2 separate regions of the Mus musculus genome follow, and region 2 is linked to region 1. Evidence: chromatin loops called from intact Hi-C (ENCODE). Cell type or tissue: heart. All regions are shown on one strand. Each heading gives the region's core, and the rest is flanking DNA. Links, peaks and the distances in the headings are about the cores only.

The links. Hi-C counts contacts between places; a loop is a spot of excess contacts. Peaks named below come from ENCODE experiments on the same cell type or tissue, not always from the same donor. Only the 100,000 strongest peaks of a DNase experiment are listed, where the experiment ranks them.
Region 2: it touches region 1 in a loop (12-fold over the local background); 12 of 42 quality-filtered maps call a loop at or near these places.

The regions. Positions count from the first base shown.
Region 1 is chr14:51,095,329-51,110,915 of GRCm38, forward strand. It overlaps Rnase4 (ribonuclease, RNase A family 4), which reads left to right and starts at 672. Exons shown (of 2, transcript NM_201239.3): 1 at 672-1,145; 2 at 9,479-10,823. The coding sequence starts at 9,493. The coding sequence ends at 9,939. It overlaps Ang (angiogenin, ribonuclease, RNase A family, 5), which reads left to right and starts at 672. Exons shown (of 2, transcript NM_007447.3): 1 at 672-1,145; 2 at 6,058-6,681. The coding sequence starts at 6,076. The coding sequence ends at 6,513. In heart, for the core only: a CTCF peak has its summit at 8,190 (motif pointing right); no DNase peak of the experiment used is centred there.
Region 2 is chr14:51,336,872-51,352,458 of GRCm38, forward strand. 4930597G03Rik (RIKEN cDNA 4930597G03 gene) reads right to left here and starts at 8,618. Exons shown (of 5, transcript NR_045736.1): 1 at 8,470-8,618; 2 at 7,548-7,734; 3 at 945-1,034. In heart, for the core only: a CTCF peak has its summit at 9,371 (motif pointing left); no DNase peak of the experiment used is centred there.

The DNA of each region.
Region 1 (15,587 bases), core at 3,783-11,782:
CCTCCACCTCTACTCCGCTGACAACCTGTAGGTCTCCCATCCCTATTTTTGCTTTTAGAAATTAGTACAGCTTAAATCACACATAAATATCTACACAATGATGGAGCAAAATCTAGAAATTGACAAGGAGCTAAAATATTGCAACTTTGCCCTATATACAAGATAAATGTATGGCAACTTTTAAAATTGTATGTATTTATTTATCTGCATGTATGTCTGTGTACCACACATATGCAATGCCCAGGGAGACCAGATGAAGGCATCACTACATATGGTTGGGAACTGCCATGTGGGTCTGAGAACTGAACCTGAGTAAGTGCCTGCAACCACTGAGCGATCTGTCCAGCCTTGAAGATGAATCTGTTAGAACAATTCTAGTAGATTTCTTCACTACCTCACTGTGTACTTTCTGGGTTTTAGAAGTCTGACCCCGTGGCTTGTCTACTCTTCGATCTTAGAGTTACCTCATAAGCAGAGCAGACATGCATAATTTCTTCTGTACTTGGTTCCCATAATGCTTAGATGTAGACAGCTGGTTTTGCAACTGTGCTTTAAAGAACAGGAAGCTGAGTAGCCATAAATATATATTCTTTTTTCTCCAGAGGATGGACAGAGGGAGGAGGAGCCCAGGAAGTGCTGTGTGTATTTCTGGGGGTTGGAGAGGTGGGGGCACAGTTGCCTCACTCCTTCCTTTAGACTTCTTTCAAAGTAGTTCCTGAAGTTGGCCTGAACGTCAGGGATAATATGTTTTTGGATCTATGGCATATGCACAGTGAAACTTCAGTCCTACCCTGAGCAAGGATAAGGACCATACACATAAGGAAAGAGGCAGCTTAGGAACAAAAGGCCGTGCTTAGCAAACATTATCATTGCTGAAAGAGATGTGTGGTCCACCAGGTGGTTAATATTTGACCCAGGCATGCTCAGGGGAAAGGTGAATGACTCCTTGTTTGCCCATGATTAGTGGCCTTGGTTTACAAGTCGCTGCCAAAGTAAAGATCCTTAGATAGGTTCTCCCCACCCCGTCACATGAGCACTGTATATTACCAGCCTGTGAGGAGCCTCTAGCTTCACACCGCAGGACCCTGTCTCCAGGAGCACGCAGCTGGACACATTCCCAGTCGGAGGAAAGCTGGCCAGCTTTGGTAAGATTCTTCCTTGTGGGTGTTCAACTCTCTGCTTCTTTTCCTCTGTGCTCTTTCTAGCAGTTCATCTATTTTAGTGAAACTGACTAACACCCCTTACGCTTTCTGGACTCAAACTTGCACATTAAAAAGAAAACGAGTAAGAGTTAAAATTTAAAATGAAAACAGGATTATTTGGTGTGGTTTGTATCTGGGAAGCAATTAATGGGATTTCGATCAAGGAGATGGAGATATAGGAGGGTTTCTTCAATTGTGATTAAAAGCCCCCAAAGGCTTAGGAAGCCATTTGCAGAAGGGCATGTGATCTGTCGTGTTTCCTCCATAACAAGCTTGGCTTGGCAGGAATAATAAGGAAAACCCCGAGTCTGGTGGTGGTGGTCCACACCTTTAATTTCAGCACTGGGGTGGTAGAGGCAGGCAGATCTCTGAGTTCAAGGCCAGTCTGGTCTATAAAGTGAGTTCCAGGACAGCCAGGGCTACCCAGAGAAAGCCTGTCTCCAAAAAGAAAAAGGAAAGAAAAGAAAAGAAAAAAAAAAAAAAAAAAAAAAAAGGAAAACCCGGAATCAGGAAGTACTTTCAGCAGTATTTCCTACTCAATTCTTTCCTAAAAAAAAAAAAGAAGGAAGAAAAAAGAAAAAGTTATGGACGCTCCTTAAAAACAAAGAGGAACATGAACCAAGATCAAAAGATGCTAGGTTGAGGGGAGAAAGGAGGAAAGACAGGAGGAAGACCAGGCACAGGGTGTTCTAGTCCAGTTGGACTGTTATGAAGATACACAAAGTAGGGAGAGTATACCTAGGAGAAGGGTGTTTATCACATTGCCACCCCAGCTGCAGGTAGTTTGCTACATGTCTAGTCTACATAGCACTGCCAACCCGGATTCCTGTGAGCACTACCTGGTTAAGAATGGGTAAACTGAGTCTGCACAAGAGTTGGAACTATTCCACTGCAGAAATCCGAATGACAGTCATTGTTGTGTATGCGACTAAGGTTCAGTACCTTTGGCCATGGCAGATTTACACCTGCACTCTCTAACAATAACACTCTCGCTTGTTTTCTCACAATTATACCTTGTCTGGCTTTGGGGGGAGTGTTAGAGTTAAACACACAGTGAGACAGTTTCAAGGGAGTGGACAGTAGACACTGGTGGTTGAGGTGTTCTGCTGGAAGTTGCTCCCTGGGTGTTTTAGAGAAACCATTATGAGAGACTGCATTGGGTGAGTTGGTAAAAATTAATGTGGAATTTCTGCAAATTAGAAGCAAGTAACCCCTTTCCTGGCCACATAGGCCTGAGAGCTTTCAAAGTCTAAATAGCAAGTATCTTTTTAGGATGAAGACCCCCCTATGTAGTGTTCATGGTACAGAGCCTTGGCTTACCCAGAGATCCTTCAGGGAAGATGTGTTTCAGTGAGACTGGACCAAGGTCACCCATCACCGATTTCTTCCAGTTGGTACCTTGTATCATCAACTAAGGTTATATAAATTTGCCGCTGCAATTCCAGTGTTGCTAGATTTGGCTCCTGAAACCGGTAAAGAATCCATTAGCTTAGTAAGAACCATACACTTTCAAAGCTGGAACCCCTCTCATTTATGGATGGTAAAGCATAGGCCTAAAGAGAAAAAGGAAGGAAACTATCAGAGAGATATTGAGAGCCTGCTGTGAAGCCAGCATTATGATTCAAGTAAAGAATACAGATCCCTGTCAGCTGTAGATTATAGAGCAGAAGGAAGTATGGACAGGTATATGGTTGTTTCCCTAAGATCACATGGTGTGTTTGGAAACAGCAGCCATGAAACCCAATAGCTGGTAACTGTTTGCTATATGATAGCCTTAGCATTAGGATCCTCCACATTATTGCTTTTGCTTTGGTGTCCTAAATACCCAGAGCCTGGCAACTTTAGGCACTCTGAGTGAGCCTACCAGTTCCCATTCCCCGCAACCTGGGTTTAAGTATAGGTTGGCATCTTCACAAGAGCCAACAGTCCTGCTACTGAATGGCAACATCCCTATCCACTGCTGCCACCTGCTGATCCTTTTGAGTATTACCAGCTCTTGTTATTTTGTTTGTTTAGGTTGGAGGTAGCCAGGCTAGTCCCTAAACCTGCCCAGGTCCTCCTTGCCTGCTCTGAGATTGCAGGCATGCATGCAGCATCACACCCAGATCTTCCTCCTTTTAAAAGAGAAATCACATCTAGGGAAGAGCATCCCAAGACAACATAAAGAGCTCAGCAACTGGGTGTCATGCAGCCCGGCAGCTCTGGTGAAGCAGTTGCCACACGGAAATGCTGGTAACTCTTTAGGGGTGGCTGTGCCTTCTGCACTTGTGCACCATCTCTTCTCAATAAACGAAACACACACACACACACACACACACACACACACACACACACACACACACTCACATTGGATTCTGTTACAGATCATAATCTTCTATGCTTTATGGAAGTTTGTTATTTCAGCGCTGTGAAATGACCGAGAATTTGGTGTTCTTTATAGCCTTATTCTGAGTCTGTGGTTATCATGAAACAGAAAGGATGGGCTAGTGTCAGATGCTAATTAGAAGGGCAGTTCACTTCCCACTCCATCACCTGACTTACACATGCTCAGTAGAGCCTTAGACCCCTGACCTCCTAGATTCCAAGCTATACTCCTGACTCTGCACTACTGACCAGATTATAGGCTGAGGGCCAGGACCTCAGCCTTCTACAAACAGACACATGCACACGCACGCACGCGCGCGCGCGCGCACACACACACACACACAGTAAAAGTAAGTATTCAGACTTACACATGAGAAAGACACAAAATAAAATTAATGGTTAACTTAATGCAGCTGAGAAACAAAATGCAGGGCAAAAACAAAATAAAACTTACTTGGAGCTGATTTTCTCCTTAACTAACATTTCCTTAGGCTGGCTGAAAGATGCAACATTCCCTGCATTTATTTATTTACAGACAAGGTCTCCTGTATCCCAGGCTGTCCTTGATTTGGCTATAGAGCCCAAGATGACCTTGAACTTCCAATTCTTCTGGCTCCACCTCCCTAGAACCACATAAACTGGGTGTGGTAGTTCTTAAGGAAGATCAAGAGTTTGGGCCCAGCCTGGGCTACATAGCAAGACCCTGTCTCAAAGTAAAACAAAACAAAAAAAAATCAAAACATAAAAGTTGATTTCTCCTGCTAAGTGTAGGGGCACTCATGGTCATCTGATATGGTGGGGTTCTGTGTGGAGGTGCAGGTTTGTGTGTTTCTCAGAAGCCGTGTACCATGTACCATGTTTTCTGGGACCTGAACCTCACCAATTACAATGCTGGCTGGTAGGGATCCTCGTGTTTCTACCTCCACAGCAGCAGGATTACAAGTGCTTGTCATCGAGCCCGACTTTTTACTTACTTGGCCATTTCTTCCCTGTGGTGAACTTTTTTAAGTTTTATTTTTACTATTTTAAATTAAGTGTATGCATGTGTGTCTGTTTCTGTGGGCAGATATGTGTAAGAGAATTCCTGGTGCCCACAGAAGCCAGAGGCACTAGATTCCTTGGAGCCTGAGTTGCTAGTGGATGTGAGCAGCTTAGTGTGGGTGCTGGGACCGGAACTCAGGCCCTCTGAAGAGTAATATACACTTTTAACTGCTGAGCCATCTCTGCAGCCCCACCATGAGCAGGGTTTTTATGTCTCAGGATGATCTTTTTCTATTTTCTCAAAGACTAAGGATATTATCAGAAATTGCTTTATTATCTCCTTATTATCTCCCAGTTCTCAAATTTTCAAATTTCCTAAGAAATAACAATTTAAAAGTCCATACGAAGGTCAAACTCCAGCAGAAGACACCTTTGATCCTATGCTGGATGTATGTGGTGCAGGGTAAACTGAGAACTCTGGGAGGTGATGGTAGGAATCTCCTCTCTTCTCCTCTTCAGAAAGATCTTACAGAAAAATTTAAGTCCCTTGCCTTCATGAAGAGATCTCAGTTTTGTTTTGTGTTTTGTTTTACAACACTGTCAGATCATTTGCCTATGTTAGCAGTATTACAAACATGGGAGACACTAGAAAATATTCTCTCAGATCATCCGAAGAGCCTCTGAAGATGAAGCTTGAGTTCCCCATTTTGCTCTCTAAGAGCTTCTTCTAGACCCACTTCAGGTACCACACAACGTGTTCCATTCTCCCTATGCACTGCATAGCAACTCTGCCCTCTGGGAGAAGTAGACCTGCACCCTTCATCCCAAGGTGATCTCTACAGCTTTCATCATTAATGTGGAACTGAGCGACTGCCTGGAGTCCCCAGCCTTGGGGCATGGGCTGTCCTGTGTTCTTGATCCCCACAAGTCATTGGCTCTCAGCTCCTGTGTTATGATCCATCTTGCCTCAGGAACCCCCATGCCTCCCCAATGGATGCCACATTTCTGTTCTGTGCTTTTCTGTCTTTCTTTCTTCTTCCTTGACCACCCCCTTCTCTCAACCCAAAAAACCCAAAGTCTTGTACATTATCCAGCTAGGGTGGAACTTCAGGATTCAAGCAATCCTTCTGTCTCTATTTCCTAAGTAGCTGGACCTTACTGACACATACTGCACCTGTCCTTGGTATATATATTAAATGTCTTTATGCCCTAGGATCTAGCACAGTTTCTGGGCCCAATAGGACTTGGGTAATGTTTGTTATCAAGTTAAGTAATAGGTGAATTAAGAATATAAATAGATTCTGTTATACTATGGATGATGGTGAACCTAAGGAATAGAGAAAGATGGCTGCGCCATGGAGTCTGTTAGGAAGGCCAAGGCCAAGATGGAATTAGGTAGCTGAGGACACTGTTTTATCATGCTCTTTCAGAAAGGAAAGTCTCCACCCACTTAGTCTAAGTTAGAAAGTGGTTCTACAGCCGACCACTCCTGCTTTTTTGCCCTTGGCAGGAATCTCTGTTGGAAGAGATGGCGATAAGCCCAGGCCCGTTGTTCTTGATCTTCGTGCTGGGTCTGGTTGTGATCCCTCCCACTCTGGCTCAGGATGACTCCAGGTACACAAAATTCCTGACTCAGCACCATGACGCCAAGCCAAAGGGCCGGGACGACAGATACTGTGAACGTATGATGAAGAGAAGAAGCCTAACCTCACCCTGCAAAGATGTCAACACCTTTATCCATGGCAACAAGAGCAACATCAAGGCCATCTGTGGAGCGAATGGAAGCCCTTACAGAGAAAACTTAAGAATGAGCAAGTCTCCCTTCCAGGTCACCACTTGCAAGCACACAGGAGGGTCTCCCCGACCTCCATGCCAGTACCGAGCCTCTGCAGGGTTCAGACATGTTGTTATTGCCTGTGAGAATGGTTTGCCTGTCCACTTCGATGAGTCGTTTTTCAGTCTATAGTCAGCAGGCCCCTGGCACAGACCTAGCTATGTTTTCTTTTTATCTCCCCTCATAGCCCAGAACACTGGTTCCATCGTTCATTGTCAGGGGCCAGAAAAACGAACTATCTAAAACATATGTCTCCTGATTTGCAATGCACAGAAATAAAGATGTCTCAAAAGCCATTAAGAGTCAGTCTGGAAGATCACTAGTTCCCAGTAAATTTAGCTTTTCCTGTTTTCTCTTCTTGCTGTATCCCAGGGGAAAGGGGCTGGGACACAGAGAGATATTCTTCCTTACCTGCTAGTCATGGGGAGGGTAGATTTCATCTTTTTATGGTGCTGTGGATGCTAAATTGATTTACAGACAGGACAGGGAATTAAAAAAGAGCCAAGTTGTCTATTAAGTAATAGGTCACTAAAGGAGCCCTTTGGAAAGGAGTTTAGGATCAAGAGCACACCAAGCACACCAAGGGTATCCCCCTGCCGTCTCCTCCTGTACGGCCTGAGACCGTCAGCACCCAGGGGACAGCTGTCATCCTCAGCAACCTAATGCATCCCCTTAATGTTTTTAAGGACCTCAACTCTGGCCAAACCAGATTCATAGTTTCACACAGAAAAAAAAAATCGATACCAGCCTTCATGAAGCAGAGTTGGAGACTTTTATCAGTGATAATTCTGACTTGTCTGGGTTGTCAACAGAAAGGTTGTGAGAGAGGCAGTTAGGGAGCGAGACATACCCAAGTGTAGGTATGGACTCCCCAACAGAGAGTAGTACATAGTTACCTTCATATTGGTCATATGTACAATGTCTCTCAAGCCACACCTTAAAAGGTCGAAAGGACATCCCTCCTTTCTTCTTTCTCTCTGTTTAGAATATTACTTATTTTATGTGCATTTTGTTTTACTATATGTGTTTTGTCTGCATGTCTGCATGGGCACCACATGTGTGTCTGGTGCCCAGGGAGGTCAGAAGAGGTGTTGGGTCCCCTGACCTGGAGTTACAGATGGTCATGGTGAATGCTGGGGTCCAAACCTAGGTCCTCTACAAGAACAGCAAGTGTCCTAAGTGCTGAGCCACCTCACGACCCCTTTTTATCTTTTGATCCCTATGTGGGATCATATGGTGGCTCGGGGAGTGTCTTGGGTGGAATTATAATTTGCAAAGGTAGAATCAAGTTCCACCAGGGTTGCATAAGGGGTTTAGTACACATCTTTTTGAAAAGAAGGTTTCTTCTTCATTCTTGAAAAGTGCAAGCTTACTCCTGGCAAAGGGTGAAGGCCTTAAGCAGTTGCTCATTATGATAGAATATTTGCTTGCCAGATTGCCAAGTAAGGGGTTTCTTCCTCTTCTCAGAGCCCCTTAAATCCCCCCCCCTTTTTTTCCCATTGAGTGTCTCCCTTTTGTTCCCATTAGTGCTTTCCTTTGATACGGGCAATTATCACTTATCAAAGCATGGGCTTGAAGTAGAATAGAGTAAACCCTAAGCCATTTCAGTGGCGTGTGTGATCCAGAGCCGCAACTTTGAAGGCAAGCACAGTGGATTCTGTATACATCAAGCCATCTCAGAAGGAGACTGCTCTTGGACTGTGCCTTCAGTGATAGACCATTATTTTGGGGTGCCCTCTTCTCTTGTATCAGGAACAATGTTTATTTGCTCATGTCAATCAACCTGCAAGTCAGTCTGAGGACTGGCCACCAGATGGCAGCACCTCCTAGCCATTCTGCAGGAAAGTAACTGGCCATGCCTTTATTATCCTGTTTTGTTTGTTTAAATAATATATTTATTAATCCTTTAAGAATTTCATACAGTATATTTGATCATCTTCACTTTCCTCTCTCTATTCTTCCCAGATCTGTCCCCCACTATCCCACCCATTTACCTTCATGACCTCCCTTTTTATTTTTTAAAACTCATTGTGTCCAAATACTCTTCTGCCCAAATACTCTTCTGCCCAAATACTCTTGGGTGTGGGGTTGCCTTCTGGAGCATGGTCAACCTACTGGAAGTCACACACCCTTAAAGAAAGCTGACTTTTCCTCTCTAAGCCACTACCACGAACTGATAGATTCTCAGTTAGCAGTGATACTTCATGGCCACCTCTCTCCTAGAGGCTGGGATCTTGTCCGGATTGAGTCTTGTGCATGCTGTCTCAACAGCTGTGAGTGTGTATGTGCACGTACCCTGTTGTGCCCAGAAAACAGTCTCACTGTTGTCATCCCCTGCTTCCCACCCCATCTCTCCAAAAGATCCCTGACTGAGCCTTGGGCCAACGCCGTGTTAGTTTTTAAGAGAGGAGTAGAGTTTCCCCAGAAGATGTGATTTAGTCCACTAGCACAGGAGAGGAGAGGAGAGGAGAGGAGAGGAGAGGAGAGGAGAGGAGAGGAGAGGAGAGGAGAGGAGAGGAAGAGAAGAAGAGAGGAGAGGAAGAGAGGAGAGGAAAGGAAGAGGAGAGGAGAGGAAGAGGAGAGGAGGAAGAGGAACTAGACAGAAGTTTGTTCTGCCTTACTTTCCTTCATTTCCGTATGTAGAGCTTTCAACTCAATAAGTAAGTTTGCTTTGATCGGAGTCTATCTACACTTTTGGGAACTGAAGTTTCCAGACCACCAAGCACTCCCTAAAGATCATACTAGCTAATTTTCTTACAAAACCCAAATTCCAGTTTTATGTAGATTTATCTTTCCTTGTTTTATACTCCAGTCAGGCAGGCCTGGGCAACTGACCACCCAGTCATGTTTGTTCTGACTTGTTCTGTTAGCTGTACGCCTGTCAATTAGTAAAGAGAACAGTGTTTGCTTTCAAGGAAGGCCATGTTGACAAACTAGCCACTCTCAGAGAAAGGGGTACAAAAGGGAAGAGCAGGAAGAAGGGGGAGATCTTAAGCAGAAGGAGGGGCAAGAGAGGGTTCTAAGAGTTTAGTTTGCTTTTCTCATTACCTCTCCAGAGCCCAGTCCTTACCATCCTTTCTCCTTGTTTTCTTCTCAGGCACTTTCTAGGTAATGATGGATCTACAGAGGACTCAGTCCTTGCTTCTGCTCTTGGTGCTGACCCTGCTGGGGTTAGGGCTTGTACAGCCCTCCTATGGCCAGGATCGAATGTACCAACGGTTCCTTCGACAGCATGTGGACCCTCAGGTGACAGGTGGCAATGACAACTACTGCAACGTGATGATGCAGAGACGGAAGATGACTTCTGTCCAGTGCAAACGCTTCAACACCTTCATCCACGAAGACATCTGGAACATTCGTGGCATCTGCAGTACCACCAATATCCTGTGCAAGAACGGCCAGATGAACTGTCACGAAGGTGTAGTGAAGGTCACGGACTGCAGAGAGACAGGGAACTCCAAGGCCCCCAACTGTAGATACAGGGCAAGAACCAGCACTAGGCGAGTTGTCATTGCCTGTGAGGGTGACCCAGAGGTCCCAGTGCACTTTGACAGATAGATGCTGTCCTGCAGCTGTTACAGCTGATAGTTGACCTCTGAGTCAGTGAGACCAACAATGAGTGGTGGCCCCAGGCTTTGTTTCCTTTGCTCGTGCCTTATACTCACATATATCCAATATAACCCATGGTGTTAAGCGCATCCCATCCAAGGGAAGAAAGAACCCACTGCTCACAGCACTGATGGCTTGGTTCTCCCAGATTCTATCCCCTGGAACTTATGCATTACATGTATTCAGATAGTATCTCAACGATTATAGAGAGCCTTTTCTGTCCAAGCTGTCTCATTCCAGTCCTCTAACACCCCTTGAGACCAATTCTGCCACTGTATTTAGAAGCTTTGAGTTAAAGGATTTGACGACCACAAAAAACCAAAACCAAAACCAAAAACAAAAACCCAGTGGAAGATCTCAGACAAAAATCCAACTGGACGGGCTACTCACAAAAGGTGTTACCCACTTCGTTATATATACTTTCTGTTATTCCAAAATGTCATCATTAGGGAAGCCACTAAGAGTTTGGAAATAGGGGCTGGAGAGATGCCTCTGTGGTTAAGAGCATTGGCTGCTCCTCTAGAGGACCCAGGTTCAATTCCCAGCGCCCACACATCAGCTCACAACTGTCTGTAACCCAGTTCTAGGTGATTTGATACCCTCACACAGACATACATGTAGACAGATCACCAATGCATATAAAATTAAAATAAAGATTTTGGAAACAACATATTGCCAAAATGAGAATTACTTGGTATTATTTTGGTCTGTGGCTTCTAAGATTTTTTAAAATACATGAAAAATGTAGTAAATCACTAAAATTCATTTATCCTTCTCCTTTGAAAGATTTTCAATATTTTAGTATAATAAAGAGCTGTATGTTGAGCCATCTGTGTCGGGATTTGTGTTCTCCTGTTCTTTTTCAGTTCCTCTCTAGTCTATGAACTCTCATGTCCCTTAGTGTCCCTATACATTCTGGTCAAATACAAATGGCCATTAGATCCATCATGTGACATCTGACTTTGTCTCCTTTACTCCACTGAAAGTGATCCCTCTCATACACAAGACCTGAAATAAGAACTCAGAAGTGGCCTTTGCTAAAAAGCACCAATTCTTTATGCAACAAATTGAGTGTGTTGCATGATTAAGCATTATTGATGTTTATGGCTGTGTATACCCAATGGATGACCAACAGTAGGCTAATATTTCTGGATACATGTGATTTTTCCTTTCTGAGCCTTCTGTGCTCAAGTGGAGTCCAAGATCAACAGGCCTGATAGATAAACAGAGTAATAGCTTTTCCTCCTTAGGATTGTGTGTGTGTGTGTGTGTGTGTGTGTGTGTGTACATGCATGTGTGCAGATGCTCAGGAAGAGGTCAAAGGTTATCTCTTTTCACCATGAATTCCAGGGATGGAACTCAGGCTGTCAGACTTGTTAGGGCAATCATTTTTATCCACTGTGGCATCTCACTGGCCCAGACAATGACTCTGTCTAACCTGAGATAATAGTTAACCAGACCTTAGTCAGACAGAAACTGCTTAACACTGCTTGGCCCCATCCCCTGTGTGTTCTTACTGCTTTTGCTAGTGCCTTGGAAATGGTTAAAGATGCCAGGTTCCTAGCCTTACCAGCACACTTACACTGGCTAAAGGTATACTTTCCATTCCACTGTTACCTTTTCTATTTGGTTTGATGTTTCAGTGGCCAGATCTCACTTCTTGGGACCACAAAAGTAAAGCCTTGAGCCTAGTTTGATAACACCCATTCCTTCCCACTTTGGACATTTAATAGAACATTACTCTAAAGATGCTGGCTGCTAAAAGAAGTGCGTGTGTGAGAGACTAAACTGATATTTGAATAATAGCAAATAGGAAATGAGACTTGATCTGAATTCCCCTTACCTGACTTGAGCAAAGTGTCCCACAAAGTACAGGCAGGAAGTAAGTACTCCAAGACAATTATGTAAATAAGCAAACAATACTTGAAGCATGGAATGTCAGTTGGTCCAAGAGGAAATGCTCCTCCCAACAACACATCTGTATAAATACATTGAGAGTAAGGAAATAGGATGGGAGGAGAGTTCTCTCCTGGGCGCCTTCAGGAGTTGGACGTGTATTTGCCTTAGTTCTGACGCTCAGTTCCTGCTTGACATTTCCGGAATGACAGGACAGTCTTGTTGTTCACAGTACTTTTGATCACACCTGCGTTTATGCTAATGACGTGACTTAGAGAAAGACTCTTAGTAGTCTCAAGAAAAGCAAGTCACTAAAAACACCAGGTGTTTGGAGAGTTAAAACTTTCTGCCCTTCTTACCAGACTTTAGGGATTAGGGTAGAGCGACTGGGAATTCAGCTCTATAGATCTCTTAGACAAGAGTATCTAAGAGTATGTGAAGATACTGCACGAATGAAGTGCCCAAAGGAACCCGGACACTCCATGGAATGGAACATGCCCTAGACCTTACCCTATGCATCACCTCTGCCAGTGGAAGTGGAAGAGCTGACAATACAAAATGGACTCACTATGTCAAGAACCTGTAAGCTGAGTCAAAGATGTGCATAAAGAAGCCTGCATGTGCATGTCTCCATCTGTAGTCCAGGCAGGCTTTGGTTCTGCACTGTCTCCCACATAGCTATAACTACAGGCCTATGCTACCAGGCCCAGCTTCACCATGTATTTCTGAGTTTTCTTCAAATTTTGCTTGTCATCTTATAACAGCTCTGTGCCCAGAAACTTCACAATATTCCAGATAAGCTGGGACCATTACATGGTAACGGCTGTCTCCAGCAATGAACTGATGCTAACTTTTCCCATGTGCTCCTGAGGGTAATGCACTTTTGTTTGATCTTTTAAAGACAGGGTCTCAGTATATATCCCTGGGTGCCCTGCAACTCACAATGTAGACCAGGCTGCATACAGAGATCCATCTGCCACTGCGTCCTGAGTACTGGGATGAAAGGTATGCGCCACCACACTGAGCTATGAGCTTTTCTGAAGCTGTTCATCTATATTTATTTTGTTTTAAAATGTCCGTTTCCCCTAACTTCCTCTGCTGTGTTTGTATTGGTTAGTGTTCTCCAGAGGATCAGAACCATTCGATTGCATCAGCTAGCTGCTAATGATATAGAGTGCATGGCAACCTCAGCTGCTTGACAGAGAGAGGTCTAGCCTATTGATGTCACAGATCACAATCCTTCAGCCTCCTTTGACTTTTCTCTTTGATGGTTTTCACTGTGTGCTGTGTAAGTTCCCCGTATGCCTTTTTCCTTTGGGAAATTCTGTAAGAGCTTTATAGAGGATGTGAATGCATACAGTGGTGGTCTCTAAACAAACACAGAAGCTAAAGGTTTACGGTTCCAGAAACTCTTAGGCACTTACACCTGGTCCCAAGGATGAAAACACACAATCTAGAGAAACATTGTTCCCAGACTCATAGTCTGAGGCCTTGGTAGTTGAGGGCAGGAGTTCAGTTAATAAATATAGAGTAGTACCCTCAATTGACTCCCTGGGCACATGACTTACAGGATGAATGGCATGCCCCAGCAGAAGCAGATTCTGTTAAGAAGCTAGACTGGCTTGATCCCCTCTGCCATATACAGGAACATACATAGAAGGAACTAGAATGATATGGCATAATGGAAGAAGAGTAAGATATCTGGACACTTCCCTTTGGGGAGTGTATGAGGAGAGTGGGCTCAAACTCTAAGATTAAGGCATATACTAATGCAATTAGGAAACAGCTCAGTGCGTGTTATGCTACATGCATGGCATAAACACTGCATCATGCCCCTAGAAGGATGAAAGTTGTTCTTATGGGTTTGTTTCTCAGGGCTCAATGTCTGGTACCTCCTGACCTCAAAGGCTGAGAATGTGCAGGAGGGAGTATAAAGGGGCACTTGGTGTGGTTGCTGGACTTTAAAGAACAATAGGGACTTAGGTGCTTGCTGAACTTATTAATTTTGCTTTAAAGAAAAATATTATAATAAAGTTAATGAGCTCTTTCATTCTGGATGTTGAAGGGTAGGGTTAAAATGGGCTAAAAAAACAATCTATGAAAAGATCATACATTTCTTGGAATCATTGAGTCAGCTTTCAACAACACCAGTGATTAAGCTACTATGCAAATATAGAGTATTTTGAAAAACCTACTTTAATAAGGGCTCTTAAATGCTTCAACCTTCCCTCTAGCCCACCACCCACCAGAGGTTATGGAAAAGAAAGATTAATAGGAAATGGGGGTTGCAGACCTTTTTAGAAATAGTTCTTTGGGGCTATTCTAGTATTCATTGTCAGCAGTCCAGTCCTCTAGTAAAATACCAACGTAAATCAGCAACAGCAGTTCAATCCAGAAGAAACCTTGAGGAGCCACCAATCAGTCTGAGTCCATGGAAGTGGCAAAATATCACGAGAAGTTCTTTGGTGCGTTTCTGTCTATGAAGGCACAACAAGTGAAGATCAGCAAGGAAATGTAAGGCGACCGATACAAGAACTTCCTCCCACTCTCTGTGGGGTCATATTTATATTCTTTCTAAACATCACCTGACCTGTGTTCAGCAAGACATCCTTTCATCTGTCTGCACCAGGTGGCAAACAAAATATCATATGACATAACTGAGTTTCCAAAGAAATCAGAAATTTCCACTTCAGAGCAAAAAACATGTAGCTCCCCTTCCCCAATAAATGCAGAAGCTCTCCTGATTTACCCTCAGATGGTGTCAGTCTCCTTCTCTTTCCAACTCCATGCTTTGGGACCCACTGGAGCTGACCTTTGGCACAACAAGGTCTATCCTTATTTGGCTACTTCTTCTTCCTAAGACTGACTACCAAGGTCCAGCTATCAAAGTATTGAAGTCCAGCAATGAAAAGCCTCCTTTGGTTCACCTAATTTACATGCTCAATTAAAATTAAACACTTTATCCTAACACAGGGTGTTTATACCTTGGTACCTTTATAAACTTCCATTTTCCTATGGGCCACATCTGTCTCCTCTCTATCCAGAGGCAGTCCCTCTGTGGAAAATACCCCTTACCTCTTACCCCCTTCCTTATCTCTTTCTTCTCTTCTCCTTTGTTCCCTTCCCCTTCTTCCTCTATCTCCCGTGTTTGTCCCTTATCCCTTCTGTCTGTCCCTCTGAGGCAAATAAGTATTCCTGTGCTTGGTCTGAGAACTCAATTTTGGGGATCCTGAGCCAATACTTTTTCTTTTATACATTATGATTCATAATAGTAGCAAAATTACAGTTATGAAGTAGCAACAAAAATACTTTTATGGTTGGGGGTCATCACAACACGCGGAACTGTATTAAAGGGTCACAGCATGGGGAAGAATGAGAACCACTGCTCTACAAGATCAACAAGTGCACTTACCCACAATGCCATCTCTCTAGTCCCCTGTCTTGTACTTCTTACATTTTTTTTGCCTATTGCTTGCTAAATAACCAGGATACACACTTGTGAGGACTAGATGAGACCCTGAGTGGATGTGTATTGTTGACATGAGTACAACCATGTCAAGGAACCTAATGCCTCTGACTCAGGGAGTGGCAATGCCTTCCCTGGCTCAGAGCAATGGGAAGGGCTTCTCTTGACCTGAGCTCAGATTTTGAAAGTGTATGCAGAAAGTACCAACCCACAACTACCTCCTTCTGGATGACAG
Region 2 (15,587 bases), core at 4,498-12,497, 240 kb after region 1:
ACATCTTCTGGATATATGCCCAGGAGAGGTATTGCGGGATCCTCCGGTAGTACTATGTCCACCACTCTGGAAATCAGTCTGGTGGTTCCTCAAAAAAATTGGACGTCACTTTCTTAACCTGCCTAAAAGTTTAACTAACATCTTATACCTGGATAGTCTTTTCATGATGGGCAGGGAAGTGTTTGGTACAACATGAGGGTTGTGTCTAAATTTCGAGTAGTCAGGTAAAAGTCTGTCATTTGGGACTCCAGGAACACAATTTCAAATGCTCACCCCTCACACAGTTAACTGCATCACTTAGGATGTGATTGCTTCCTTCTTGGTGAAGCCAGACTGGGAAATGTACCTTATTTGCAATGTCACACACACAGAAAGCAGCTGGAAAACGCATGTGAATATCCTCACACTGTGCAGGCTGTGGAAGCAGGTGACAGTAATGTGTGCCATTATATTACATAGCAACACATCAAGGAATTTTTTTTGGGAGAGGTCGGGCTACCAGAAGCCATCCCAGGTCTGTGATAACTGCTCTAAGTGACCTTCGAGGGAGACTACCTCTCTATGCATAGTCAGTCATCTGGCATGGACAGTAACTGTCAGTCGGGGTCAAAGGTAGGGCCATAAGTGTCATGGGATGAATTTCTCATTGAAAATCTCCATTGAGGCATTAAGGATTAGTCCAAGGCTAGAACTTTCAATACAGAGCATGTGCTGATCCCCAGTCATGACAGCTTCCTGGTCTCACTGTCCTAAGCACTGAAGCAATGAGCTGGTATTTGTTCCCAAACACAACTCAGCTTCCTGTTTGGAAAAGGCTACTGAGACCAAACAGGCTCCGCAATGTGGATGAAGGTCAAACAGGAACCAGGCTGGGATGGAGCTTACATGCTGTGCTTCCTAGATTTCCCTTTCCCATAAGGTGAGAAGCAGTACCCAGAACTTACCCACAGTACAGCAATACAGGCTTGCATCAGATCCCACCAAAGGGAATGTTGTTTTTCACTTGGACAAGTTCCATATCACAGAGTTCCACCCTAAAGAGCAAAGTCTTTTTATTTATTTATTTATTTATTTATTTATTTATTTATTTATTTATTTAATTTTGGGGAAGAGGGAACAGTAGTGAGGGAGTGAGAGCTAAAGAGTAGGAGCTGTAGATGAGAGAGAGAGAGAGAGAGAGAGAGAGAGAGAGAGCCAGAGCCAGAGCCAGAGCCAGAGCCAGAGCCAGAGCCGGATTGAGAAAGCAATGGATTTACCCAGTTCTCACATTTAAACTACATGCTGCAAAAATTTTGAATATAAGAAGGGCAAAAGTAGGAAAACACATTGAAGCACCTGCCATGCTATTACAGCTAAAATAGCTATTAGCAAAAATGTGTAACCTTAATCTCTGAAGTTTCTATCTAACTTCCAGTAATATTGACTCTTTCAGGTGACATATTATTTGCATACTTAAAACAATGTCCCTTGAGGATGGGAAAAAGTCTCACAGTGAAAAGCCTTTACTTCTGCTCAGAGAGCAAGGATTTGATTCCCAGGCCCCAAATGGAAACTCATAATCTCCTATAACTCCAGCCCTAGGGGATTGAAAGCTACCTCTGAGCACTTTAGGGACAGAAACACACACAATACACATAAATTCATCCAAGCAAAGACATAACATTAATAAATATTAAAAAAAAAACAGAACACAAAACATTTGCTCTAAACACTGACATTGAAACTGGGTTACACACAACACTTCAGGCCTTGGCCTGGAAAATGGGAACTAAGAAAAAGTCTTGGCCACTCTCATTTGGGATTTGCTACTTCTCGTTCAGAGGAGTGTTCCTTGAGAATGTAGTGAAAGTTTTCAGAGAAACCAGAAAGTAAGTCTAGAAAGAGTTCTTGGTAGCTCTGGCTCCTGTATGCTGATGTGTCTTGCTTTTTCATCTTTGTCACTAGAACTGGCATGTGAACCACAGTTGGGGACAAGCATTTCTTCAAGAAAAGGAGCGTGAGAGAAAATAGAAAGCAAGGTGATGTGAAGGAGAGAGGAAGGAGATATAGAGAGGCAATGGAAGAATAAAGGAAGGGTATGAGGGAGAAAGGGGATTCTGAAGGAAGAACAAAGAGAAGGGACAATAGAATGGGAAAATGAGGAAGGAGAAATGAAGCAAGAGACAAGGGGACTGGGGACAGATGTATCCTGATAGTGTAGATACAGAAGTCTGGACCTCACCTTTCCTGGACTCCCCACTTCTACACAAGTCCCTGGTAGTTTATTGCCCTTGGCTGACTTCTTAGCTGCTGGCCACAGGGACAATGTGCTAGGCAACCCATAGTTAATTGAACTAATCTGTGTTCCTGGATGACTCCCAAGATTTGGCCTATAATCCGTGCTTTGTACCATGTCAACTCCCATGTCCTTCCTTTGTGCATCCAAATGTTCCTTTCTTTAGTTGTTCATCCCCATATGTCTTGCACTGGAACCTGATTGTTTTGGTATGTGTGTTCTCTTGATGCTGAATGCTGTGTTGGAGTCAATGATGATTTCATCTTCTTACACCTGGGGGCCTTATAGAACATCCAATAAGGCCTAATTATCAGCTCATCACTGAAGGGAAGCTTGTTAGCCATGACCTAGCACAATGCTTTAATGGAGAAGAAGCTGAATGGTTGAGAGAGGTGGTTGTCTAGAGGAAAACAGCCAGGCAGAAAGACAAATGCTATATAAAGTCACAGGCATATCTGAAAAGTGAAAGCACTCCAATACACAGAGAAGAAAATGGAGTTCACCAGGTATGATGAAAAAAATGATGCTCACTAGCATTCTGGCAACTTATGATTTTTCACTTGATTCTAAGATCTTTTTTTTACTTTGTCACAGAATGCACTATCCTGTCTCTCAGTATTTGGGTAGTTGATTTCTAATTTCCTTCAGTTCTGATGTGATAGGATGAGTGACATTAGTCCTATTATCTTATAAAGCCTCACCTTGCTGCTTAGAACACTGTCTATTTTAAAGAAGACTCTACGGACTTCGCAGAAAATATACATACTATGTCTCAGTTTATTAGAATATTATACAGCGACCCATTTGTTTTATTTGATTTATGGGGCAGTTTGGCTCTTCAGTTGCTTTGTTGATGTTTTACTTTTTGTGACCCAGTTAAAGGAAGAAGGAGGATATTGATATCACTCCATGTTTTCCTGTTAAAATACATCTAACATTTTGTGACCATTTATATTTATATAAAATTGAGAACCCCCACATTGGTGCACTTATATGAGCTAGATTGCCTAGTGAAATATTTCTTCATACATAGTATATTTGATTTATCCTTTATAAATAATTCTGACCTGAAGTGTACTTTGTCATATATCAGAGTACTATGCCATCTGTTTTAGCTTCCACTCACCTGAAAGGTTGATTCCACTCTTTGAGTCTTTGTCTATGGGTATATTCACTAGTGAGTGTGTTTTCTTTAAGAAAATAGACAATTTGATGTATACATGTTTTGTCCAGTCAACTAGTCTGTATCTCTTTCAGGGATTGAACTCAAAGATTAATTGATTTCACACTCTTACTGAGTAGGATGGAAACCATGGAACAGCCCTGCCTCTCCTGCCTATTTATCTTGGGGTAGCTGTATACTATCTTTGGTGCTGAACTACCCAGCCCAGGAAAATGTTTCTAGCAGCTGAACCAAGAAATGTCTTTAATCTTGGCCAGCTTCAAGACAAATATATGTGAAGCATTTCCCTGGTTCCATCCTGGCCACAAGGTGTTTCTTGCTTTTTTGTATTTAATTATATTTACTTACTCACTTCACATCCTGCTCACTGCCCGCTTCAGGTTACCCCTTCCAAATCCTTCCCCTATCTCCCTCCCCCTTTTCCTCTGTGTGGGTGGGCCCCTCTGGGTATACCCCAACCCTAGCACTTCAAGTCTCTGCTAGGCTAGGCACTTTCTCTCTCAGTGAGTCCAGAAAAGGCAGCCCAGCTAGAAGAACTTATCCCACACACAGGTAACAGCTTTTGGGATATCCCACTTTGCAGTTGTTCGGGACCCCCCAAAAGACCAAGTTGCACATCTGCTACATATGTGCAGGGAGGCCTAGATCCAGCCTCTGTATGTTCTTTGGTTGGTGGTTCAGACTCTGAGAGCCCCAAGGGTCCAGATTAGCTGACTTTTGGTTTTCCTGTGGAGTTCAAATCCCCTTCGAGAGCTTCAATCCTTCCTCCTACTCTTCCCTAAGAGTTCCCAAGCTTCATCCACTGTTTGGCTATGGGTTTCTGTATCTGTCTGAGTCATCTGCTGGGTAGAGCCTCTCAGAGAACAACATGCTCCTATCTGCATTCATAACAGAGTATCATTAATAGCATTAGGGACTGGTGCTTGCCCATGGGATGGGTCTCAAGTTGGACTGGTTATTGGTTGGCCATTCCCTCAGTCTCTGCTTCATTCCCCCAAGCCTGTATTTCTTGTAGACAGGATAAATTTTGGGTTAAAAGTGTTGTGAGCAGATTGGTGTCCTTATTGCTCCTTTGGGGTTCCATATCCCTGATGTAGTGAGTAACCGAAAAGTCACCCCCATTGATTCTTGGAAGGCTCTCTTATCCCAGGTCTCTATATCCTTGTGAAGAAGATCCAAACATCCCCTATCAGTTGCAGATTTCCATTAATTTTCATCGTTATCTAACCATCTCTACTGTCCATCCCCACACCTGATCCTGAATCTCCCATTCTCCTCACTATCTTCTATCCCTCCTAGTTCACTCCTTCTATCTCCCTCTTGTGACTATTTTATTCCTCCTTCTAAGTGAGATTCAAGAGTTTGTGTTTGGGCCTTCCTTCTTGTTTTCTTCTTTGGGTCTGTGGAGTGTAACATGGTACCTATGCTTTATGGCCAATACACACTTCTAAGTGAGTACATGCCATACATGTCCTTTTGGGACTGGGTTACCTCACTCAGGATGTTATTCTCAAGTTCCATTCACTTATCTGCAAAGAGCATGTCTTGGTTTTTAATAGCTGAATGGCATCCCATTCTGTAGATGTAACGCAATTTATCCATTCTTCAGTTAAGGGAATCTAAGCTGTTTCCAGTTTCTGGCCATTATGAATAAAGCTGATATGAACATAATTAAGCAAGTGTCTCTGTGGTATAGTGGGGCATCTTTGAGGTATATGCTCAGGGGTGGTATATCTGGGTCTTCAGGTAGAATTACTCCAAGTTTTCTGAGCAACTGTCAAATTGATTTCCAAAATGTTTGTACAAGTTTGCACTTCTACTTGAAGTGAAGAAGTGCTCCCCTTGTTTCACATCCTTGCCAGCATTTGCTATCTCTTGATGGGTATAAGATGGAACCTCAGAGTTGTTTTGATTTTTGTTTCCCTGCTGAGTAAGGATGTTGAACATTTCTTTAAGGTTCCTGTTGCGAATTCTCTGTTTAGTTCTGTACTCTATTTTTTAATTGGGTTAGCTGGGTTGCCGGTGTCTAAATTCTTGAGATCTTAGTAAAATTTTGATATTAGTCCTCTGTCAGATGTAAGGTTGGTGAATACCCTTTTCCAATCTGAGGCTGCTGATTCGTCCTATTGGCAGTGTCCTTTGCCTTACAGAAGCTTTGTAGTTTCATGATGTCCCATGTATAAACTGTTGTTCTTAGAGCCTGAGCCTTTGATGTTCTCAGGAATTTGTCTCCTGTACCAATGCATCCAAGGGTATTTCCAACTTTCTCTTCTATAAGATTTAGTGTATCCAGTTTTATGCTTAAGTTCTTGATCCACTTGGACTTGAGTTTCATACAGAGTGATAAATATCTATTTTCACTGTTCTACATGTAGATGTCCAGTTAGTCTAGCACCATTTATTGATGATGGTTTCCGTCTTTGTAATTTTTTTCTGTTATTATCCTTTGAAGGGCTGAATTCGTGGAAAGATAATGTGTGAATTTGCTTTTGTTGTGGAATACTTTGGTTTCTCCATCTATGGTAATTGAAAGTTTGGCTGGGCATAGTACCCTGGCATTTGTGTTCTCTTAGTGTCTGTATAACATCTGTCCAGGATCTTCTGGCTTTCATAGTCTCTGGTGAAAAATCTGGTGATGACTTTAAGAAGTAAAAATCCTAGAGCTTTGCTTTAAAGGACGCGGACCTCCTGTTTCAAGGCATACAGGATATAACTTGAGCCCTCACTTTGGTTCAAAAACAAGGACAGGCAGTCACATTCTGTGCCTACTGCTTGGGTCATGATCTTGTTAGTCACTCACCAGTAGAACTGATTTTCTTTAGTCAGCTCCTTGCACTTGTACAAGGCCTCACTGATACCCTGGGGCACTCTATTCAGGTCAGTCATCACCTGATCATGTTGCATCTTGATTATGAAAGTCTCAAAGTTGATCCTGTGAGAGGGAATGGCCCAAGGAGCAAATAATCCCATGAACTAAGGATACATGGATCATGTCAATTCAAGCTGAATCGTGGACTATCACAACCCATATATGCCACGACCTATCCCCTTGTTACTGGTTCCACTTGGAGCTTATTAAAATTATTACTCTTCTTATGGGGTCAGTAGAGCCAGGGAAGTAAAGGCAAAGAGCTGACCTGATTTATATCCCTGAAGGGACTTGAAAGAATAGACTATCTCTCCAAGAACTTTCCAGGAACCTGTACCACAGGCCTGGGTCCTCTTTAAGCTTGTGATGACACATCTGTTTGTAGGCAAGAAACTGTCAATCCTTGCTTCTATTGCTACATAAATTCCCAAAGGACATAATCAGTATCTACAGGGAAAAGCCTTTATAGCATACACCAGGAGTTTCCAGTGTGCACCTAAGGTGAGCACCAGAGGTCATGGGCTGAGCTGCTCAAAGTGAGGTACTATGGATTCATCAATACTATTGCCTGGAAATTGTTTCATGCAAAATCTCAGGCCCCATCATACTACACAGATCTCCAGTTCTTAAGTGGAACATATACACACATACACACAAACACAGAAATAGACACACACACACACACACCACATAATCAAAGATAATCAAAATGCCAAATAAACACACTGATATGGAATTATTTGAGAGTATAATGGATACAATTTGATAAAAGCAGTGATGAACTGATGCCAATCCAGTCATACTGAGAGGCAGTATGTGGAACCAGGTGTCTCCAACTGTTGACAGGATCAATTGAACCCAAATTACCTTCAGGACAATTGCAAACATGATTGGCCATAAACAAAGAGTACTTTGCATCTCCCACAAACCAACACCTGTAGAGGATTCTTTCAATGCAGGATTAGGATTCACACACTACTACCCTTATCCGCAGACTGTCTTTCATACCACAGGCTCTGGTTTACTTTTGGAGGAATCAAAAGTGTCTGAGTCACATATCACTACTATCAGAACTTGAAGTTCTGTGTTGAAAATCCAATCAGCAAAATTAATTTGGATATTCAGACAGCCTGGAGTTGTAGCCACCTGTGGTATGAGGGAATCTGGGCTTAACAGGGATGGCCCAAGATAGTCAGCAAAGAACTGGGCATAATGACTACCTGTTGTTCAAATCCTTGTTAGTGTAATTGGCCAGGGTTCCCTGGAATTAATCTCTCTCATTTTTGATCTTCTGGAGATCCCTTTGAGCTTCTTCATCCTCTTCATTCTCTGCTCCTGCTTACTGGTGGTGGAGGGTTGGGGTGATGTCTTTCCAACAGACCATGTAGGTTGATAAACACTGGTAAACTTGTAGAGATAATATAGTACAGGGAAAGTGAAACCATGCTTAGTCCACACAGAAGTCTGAGCAATTGGAAAATCTAGAGATACACAGAATCCCTGAAAGAGTAGGAAAGCTATCTTCAAGCTGGGCTCCTCAGGTAGATCCCTGTTCCCAACCACCATCATTAACCATTTTCCTCCCCCCTCCCTATTGCAATTTCCCTAGATCTGAAATGCATAAGCTCCCCCCTACAAGAAGAATTGGAGGGCATTGTCAGCTCTTATTGGACAATATAGTCCGTACTACTTAGCACAATAAAGAGTGACCATAAACACCAGCACCTAACATCTCCCGTTAGCCTGTCCATGCTTCTTAAAAGGCATGATGAGAGCTCACAGATTACTATACTAACCCCAGACTGTGAATCAGTCCACATCTTGTGTGTTCAATTCCAAAGTGTCTGGGACCTTGAGTCATGAGCATGGGAATATCCCACTCTGTTATTGGCATCACATCCTCATGTAACCTACTGGAAATTCTAACAGGACGAAGTGCTTCAACACTCTATCCTGAGAGAAACACTTTGTTATCCTCACAGAGATTCCTGGTATAATTTTCCAGTCAGGATAAAATTAAAAGCTCTCATCAAAGCAAGTGTTGTTTTCTCAAATCATAAGCCCTATTCCTGGAAGGACCAGCTCAAGCCAACGTCCTCCATGTACCTCCCCAACCTTTGCCCAGGACTCATTGTGACTTACCCATCAACATTTCTTTCTTCCCATTTCCCAACATGACAGAATGCTGGCCTCCTTCTGCCTAAGTCTTGACTCTGTGTGTATTATATTTTCCCTCTGAAATAGCATGAGAAGCATGGATAACCTGCCTGCTTGTGAACCCAATAGGCTCTGAAGGAATATACCACAGGCAGTTGGTGTCAAGCAACAATGGTGACATCACAGAAGATTCAAGGCTTCTCCTGGATACAAGAGATTGTCCATGGATGTGACTACTGATGATACCACTGGGAACTACTATGGCCCACGTTCTTACCAGCTTGCCCCATTTAGACGAGTTCCTGAGGTGCATGTACAATTAGATATTCCCCCTGTACCTGAGTTCCCCTTTTCCCAAGAACAAGGGGTTTTCATACATTAAAAAAAAGGGGGGGGACTCTCTTTTGACCCAGGTAAGACCAGTTGGCACCTTCTCCTTCCAAAGCTAGAGATTTCTCACTACTTTACTACAAGTCAAGTGCTTAGGATGGGGAGAGCTTGTTAGTGCCGTAGCATAGGTGGCTTATCTTTGGTAGGACCTGATACTCTAGGATCATTGCATGAGGTAGATTGTTATCCAATATACATCTACTTCTGGGGTCCATTCATGTAACATACAGTCCAATTCCCCAGATTGCCCTGTTTCCCAGAGGCCAAATTCATTCTTCTGTACCTTTAATGTTGCAAATGTTGTATTATATTTTTTAGTGTGCACATACCTTGAGAGGATATATTGTGTCAATGTATTGAGACATGTGCTTATACAAAATCTCTGATTTACAATCTGAATTTTTTGCAATGAAAACTCCCTTGCACTTGGCAATAGAGGAACTCAGATACTGGGGACTCACAAATATCTATATCAGGATCTGATGCCCTCTTCTGGCATGTGGGTGTATATGCAGCAGAGCACTCATACATTCAAAAATATTTTTAAAAAATAAAATAATATAATCCATTCCATCTACATTTTCCAGGTTTGTTGAGCATAGGCTTTTCTAGTCAGACAAGCTGAGCTTTTAATTTCCTTAGTTTCTTTTGTTATGTCTCCCTTTTCATTTCTGAACTTCTTAATTTTGGTACTTTGTGTCCTTTAGTTAGTTTGGCTAAGGGTTTATCTATCTTGTTGATTTTCTCAGAAAAACTAGCTCTAGGTTTCTTTGATTCTTTGTATCTTGCTTTTTGTTTCTATTTGGTTGACTTCAGCCCTGAGTTTGAGTATTTTCTGCCATTTATTCCTCTTAAATGTGTTTGCTTCTTTTCATCCTAGAGGTTTTAGGTGTGCTCTTAAGGTGCTGTTGACTCCTTATTAAGATGACCCCAAATTCTTCCTATCACCAATTTACTCTTTTTTCTTTAATTGGATATTTTATTTATTTGATTTTCAAATCGTATCCCCTTTCCAGGTTTCCCCTCTGCAAACAGCCTATGCCATTCCCCTTATCATGCTTCTATGAGGGTGTTCTCCCACCCAACTACCACTCCCGCCTCACTACCATTGTATTCCTCTACATTGGGGCATCAAGCCTCCATAATATGAAGTGCCTCCCCTCCCACTGATGCCAGATGAAGCCTCTTCAGCTATTTCCGTTCTTCCCCTAACTCCTCCATTGGGAGTCCCTGTGCTCAGTCTGATGGTTGATTGTGAGCATCGGCATCTGTATTGTTCAAGATCTGGCAGAGCATCTCAGGAGACAGCTGTATCACTCTATCTCCTCTCAGCAAGCAGTTCTTGGCATCTACAATAGTGACTGTCTTTGGTGACGGCATGTTAGATGGATGCCCAAGTTGGGTAGTCTCTTTATGGCCTTTCCTTCAGTCTCTGCTTCATTCTTTGTCTCTGTCTTTCTTTAGACAGGAGCAATTCTGGGTTACAATTTTAGAGATGGGTGGTTAGCCCTTTCCCTCAACTGGGGAACCATGCCTAACCTCTGGATATTGTCTCAACAGGTTTTTCCTTCAGTTTGTGTGGTATTTCAGCTAATGTCATTCCGGTGGAGGTACTGGTAAGCTTTTGCTTTCTTGTCATCTGGTACTTTCTGGTTGCTACCCCCAGTTCCCCAAGGCACTCAGTGCTGACAATTTTCCTGATAACACTGCTTTCCTTGTGTCCCAAATGATGGAGTATGCTGCTTCTTTGTTTTCATTGAATCATAGAAAGTCTTTCTTTCCTGACCAAGTTATCACTGAGTAGATAGTTTTTCTGTTTCCATGAATATGTGGGCTTTGTGTTGTTCTTGTTGTTATTGAAGACCAGTCTTAGTTCCTGGTGATATGATAAAATACATGCTATTCTCTCAATCTTCTTTTATCTGTTAAGGATTACTTTGGGTCTGATTATATAGTCAGTTTTATAGACTGTTCCACAGTGTTTTTATAAGAATCTATCCTTTTTAAAATTGGGAGTGAAATGTTCTGTGGATATCTGCTAAATTCAATTGGTTCACAATTTCTTTTACTTACACCGTGTCTGTCTTTAATTGCTGTTTGGGTCACATGTTCACTGGTGAGTGTAGAGAGTTGAAAAATGCCATTATTATGTGTGGTTCAACCTGTGTTTTGAGATTTAGCAATGTATCTTTTACAAATCTGGGTGCCGTTGCACTTAAGCATAGGAGTTCAGAATTGAGGCTTCCTTTCGGATGATGAGTATGAAGTGTCCTTTCTCATCTCTTTTGATAACTTTTGGTTGAAAGTCTACTTCTTGAACTTTAGAATGTCTTCTTCAACTTGGTTCTTTTAGACCATTTGCTTGCAAAAGTTTTTTGCAGCACTTTACTCTGAAGGAATGTATTGGTTTGACACTGAGGTGTGTTTCTTGCCTGCAGCAAAATGCTGGATATTGTTTATGCGGTGTGACAGGAGATGATGAACAGAGAGAATTCTATAAAATGCATTGTTTACATTTGTGACAATGTTGCAATGAGCACAAAATAGATGCTATAACAGCCTATGTAATAATATATGGCAGTACATAATATTATACAAAAGCTTGAGGCCTGAGTTCAGAGTCCTATCACACCTATCTAAAGCTTCTCATGGAGTCATGCACCTGTAATAACAGCAGTGGGGGGGGCACCTAGGCAAATCCCTGAGTACAGTGGGTAGTGTAGCCAATTGCTGAGGTCCCTGATCAGTGAGAGACCTCTTCTTGAAAATTACAATGTTAATGTGTTGGAGGCAGATACCCAGTAGCAACCTCTGACCTCAACTTGTATGCACAACCCCACACCTCCTAAAAGAAAATTGTCATGAAGCATTACTGACTAATGTATTGATGTCATCCCTTGTAAACTTAGTATGCTTCATCATGTCTTCGGCTTCCACTCTATTCAAACAACTTTCTGACAGTTCATTGCTTGGTGTCTTCTCTCCAAAAGTTGGATTCTGCAGAGAAAATTGAATTATTTCGTTATTTTTTTTAATCATCTTCTTACACTCCAGATTTAATCCCCTTCACGGTCTACTATCTGACTCTTCCCCACCCATACCTTCATCCAGACCCCGTCTCTACCTGGATGTTCCCACGCCATCCACAACTGTCACCCCACTAGCTCTACCCTCCCTTAGGCCTCCAGTCTTTTAAGGGTTAGGTGTATCTTCTCTGACTGAACTTCGACCTGGTAGTCCTTTGCTGTATATGTGTTTGTGTCATAAACGCTGATGTATGCTGCCTGGTTGGTGGTTCAGGGTCTGACAGGTCTCTGGGATCCAGGTTAATTGTGTCTGCTGGTCCTGCCACAGGGTCACCCTGGCCCTCAGCATACGTGTTCTTTTGGGTCCGTGTTACCTCATAGTCTGAGTAGTTCGACCCATGTACATGCAAATCTCAGGATGTCCTTGTGCTTAGTAGCTTAGTAGTATTCCACTGTGTAAATGAACCATATTTTCTATATCCATTCTTCTGTTGTTGGACATCTGTGTTTTCTCCAGCATCTGGGTATCACAAACAAGGCTTCTATGAACATAGTGGAATGTGTAGCCCCTTGGTATGGTGGGGCATATTTTGGGTTTATACCCAAGAGTGATAAAGCTGGATCTTCAGGCAGATATATTTTCAATTTTCTGAGGAAGCTCCAAATTGATTTTCTGAGTGGTTTTTTTTTTTACAAGTTTCCAATACCACCAGAAATGGAGCAATGTTTCTTTTTCTCCACATCCTTGCCAACATGTACTGTCAGTGTAGGTTAAGATCTTAGCATTTCAGATGGATGTAACCTGTAATCTTAGGGTCATTTTGATTTGCACTTCTCTGATCACTAAGGAGTTTGAATGATTTCTATAGTAATGTTTTTTTTTTTCATTTTGTTCACCCTTGTCAGGATTTTCTTTTTCCTTCTTTCAAAATTATTATGGATTTAAAAGTAAAGCAGGAAAAAATATAAAAGTAGACATATGTGTGTACATGCTTCACTCACTTTCTCCAGAGGTCAACTGCTTACAGTCATAGCAACGTGGTCCACACCAGGAAGTACAGACTGGCATGACACTTTTACTCAACCTCTTCTCACCTCACTCAATTGTCCACTCACCTTTCTTTTTTTCCTGTGTCTGCATCTAAGCCCTGTCTTACATCATATTGCTTCCTCCTGTTTTCCTCCCATCTGTGAATGCTTTAGACTCCTTCATTATTCTGACCTTAACTTTTGAAGAAGATTTAGAAAATAATAAATAACTTCAACCACAAATTAGACAGAAGTGGGGAGGATAACAAGAAAAATAATTTTTTTCAACAATTTGTAAGCTTGGAGACATAAACTAATACAATGAAAATGAAGGCTAAGTAGTGATATAAAGAGAAAAATCTTAGGAGGCATTTTGTTCCATATCTATAGTTCTACCAATTGGAAATCTTCGCCATAGTATTATTATGAGATTTATGTCAAAGTGAGCCATAGTGTGAGAAGCAGTCTCAAAAATGTTAACAAATTTAAATAGAGACAGAAATAATGAAATAAACCGAGATATAAAAAGAGACAAGAGCAAATGAAGAAGGGAATTAATAAACATGAATGAAAGGAAGGAACAATGTAAGAAAGGTAGGTAGGAAAGAAGGAAGAAAGTATGGCGGGAGAGAGGGAACATGGGAGGGCTAGAGGAAAGGAAGAAGGAACTCAGAAAAGGAGGAAGCACAGGATAATCTTTTAACTCTGGAGAGCCCAACGAGCTTAAATTCTAATCTCCCTATCTAGATTAAATGAACAATGGCTCCGGTCACTCTTACAATGAACTTCCACTATACTTTAAGGTATATATGATTTCTTAGAATCAGGCAGTAGGCATTTGTGGTGCATGATTTTACCTGAATCTCCCAAGGACAGCCTGGTGAGGTACAGACCAGCTAGGAATAAACACAGAAACACTGTCTCAAAACCACCACGAGAGAGAGAGAGACAGAGAGAAAAAGATAGACAGAGACAGAGAGACACGGAGGGACAGAGGCACACAGAAACATAATTAAGGGACACAGAGAGAGACAGAAAGAGAGACATAATCTCACTCTGGTCTAGACTATTCCCATGAGGAGAACACAGGAGGTATTCACCTACCTTGCATTACTAATAAGATCATACATTATTTGAACATAAACTGAGTCATGGACTGAGTTGGGAAAGTACAGCAGATCTCTGCTTTGCACACAGAAGCTTCAGTCTTGACAATATCTCTATGAAAAAAACCGATGTTCTTATCACACTCAGAAGAAACTTTTGATACAAGATGGTACCCATTTATGGGTTTCTAAAAAGGAAATCTAGTTTAGTTACTTAACTTGATAAGAGGCCTCAACCAGAAACACACACCACACTCTGTTCCTTAGTCTGGAATCAGGAGCATTTTCTTTAGAGAGGGAACTTTGACAGAAGATTTCCATCATTGGTTCCATTTAACCATTTAGGTCCAAAAAAAGAAAGCCACATTCTTTTTCTTGGTGGAAAAAATTAAATCATCGTTACACAATGATATCATTATTTACATACTAACTTAAGAGAAGGTAAAGGTAAATTATTTTAGTGAAGAAGTGGTTCTTAATTATTGATATTCAAATATTTAGGGTGGCTTTTGGGATCCAAAGTCAACCTTGACCACATTAGTGGGTTGTGTACAAGACCAGCCCTGGCTACTTAAGACTATCTAAAATCAGCTGCCTGTCTCCCACACACCATATTGCAAATACATAATCCGCATGCTATCCTGCTCTCTGGTTGGGAAACTATCCTAGGGAACCATTTGTTTAGAAGGCTTTTGCAAAAGGCAAGAATTTACTCTGATGACATTATCTAACCCACATTGCCTTCCAAAGGCCTCATCTGTAATGTCCTAAATTGTTTCCACTCTCTTGCTACCTCACAATGAGGCTGAAATTACAAGAAGAGATTTTCTGGCTGGTGAGGGGAGACTTTGTTGAGACCAAAACAGGTGAGAGGAAAAGCTTGCCAGTGTCCTGACAGCACAGAAGAGACAACCCTGAGAAGATCCTCCACCATGACAGATAGTAGCAGAGAGGGAAGTGCTGGGTGTAAAGGTTATGTAAGCATCTTATCAAGTGCAGTTGTTCTTACTGAATAATGGAGAGTTCATGAATGCCAGCTCAGTGTGGCCTGTCAGAACCTTTAGTGACTGAGTCATCTCCTCCTTTCCTGTATGAATGCACCAACTCTAAAAAATTTATTTTTTACTCAATTTTAGCAAAGGCTAACTTCAAGACCTGTCCAAGTACCTCTCTTCCCTGCTCCTTTCCTCAGTATTTGACAGGCACTGACAGAGTCTCTCAGGAGATAGCTATACCAGGCTCTGGTCAGCAAGCTCTTGTTGGCATCCACAATAGCACCTGGGTGTAATGACACTATAGGGAATGGTTAGACAGATGGGGCAGTCTCTGCTCCACACTTTGTCTCTCTGTCTCCACCCATGGGTATTTTGTTCCCCCTTCTAAGAAGGACCAACATATCTACACATTGGTCTTCCTTCTTTTTGAGCTTCCTGTGATCTGTTAATTATATCTTGGGTATTCCAAGCTTCAGGGCTAGTATCCACTTATAAGTGAGTGCATACCATGTGTGTTCTTTTGTGATTGAGTTACATCACTCAGGATGACATTTTCT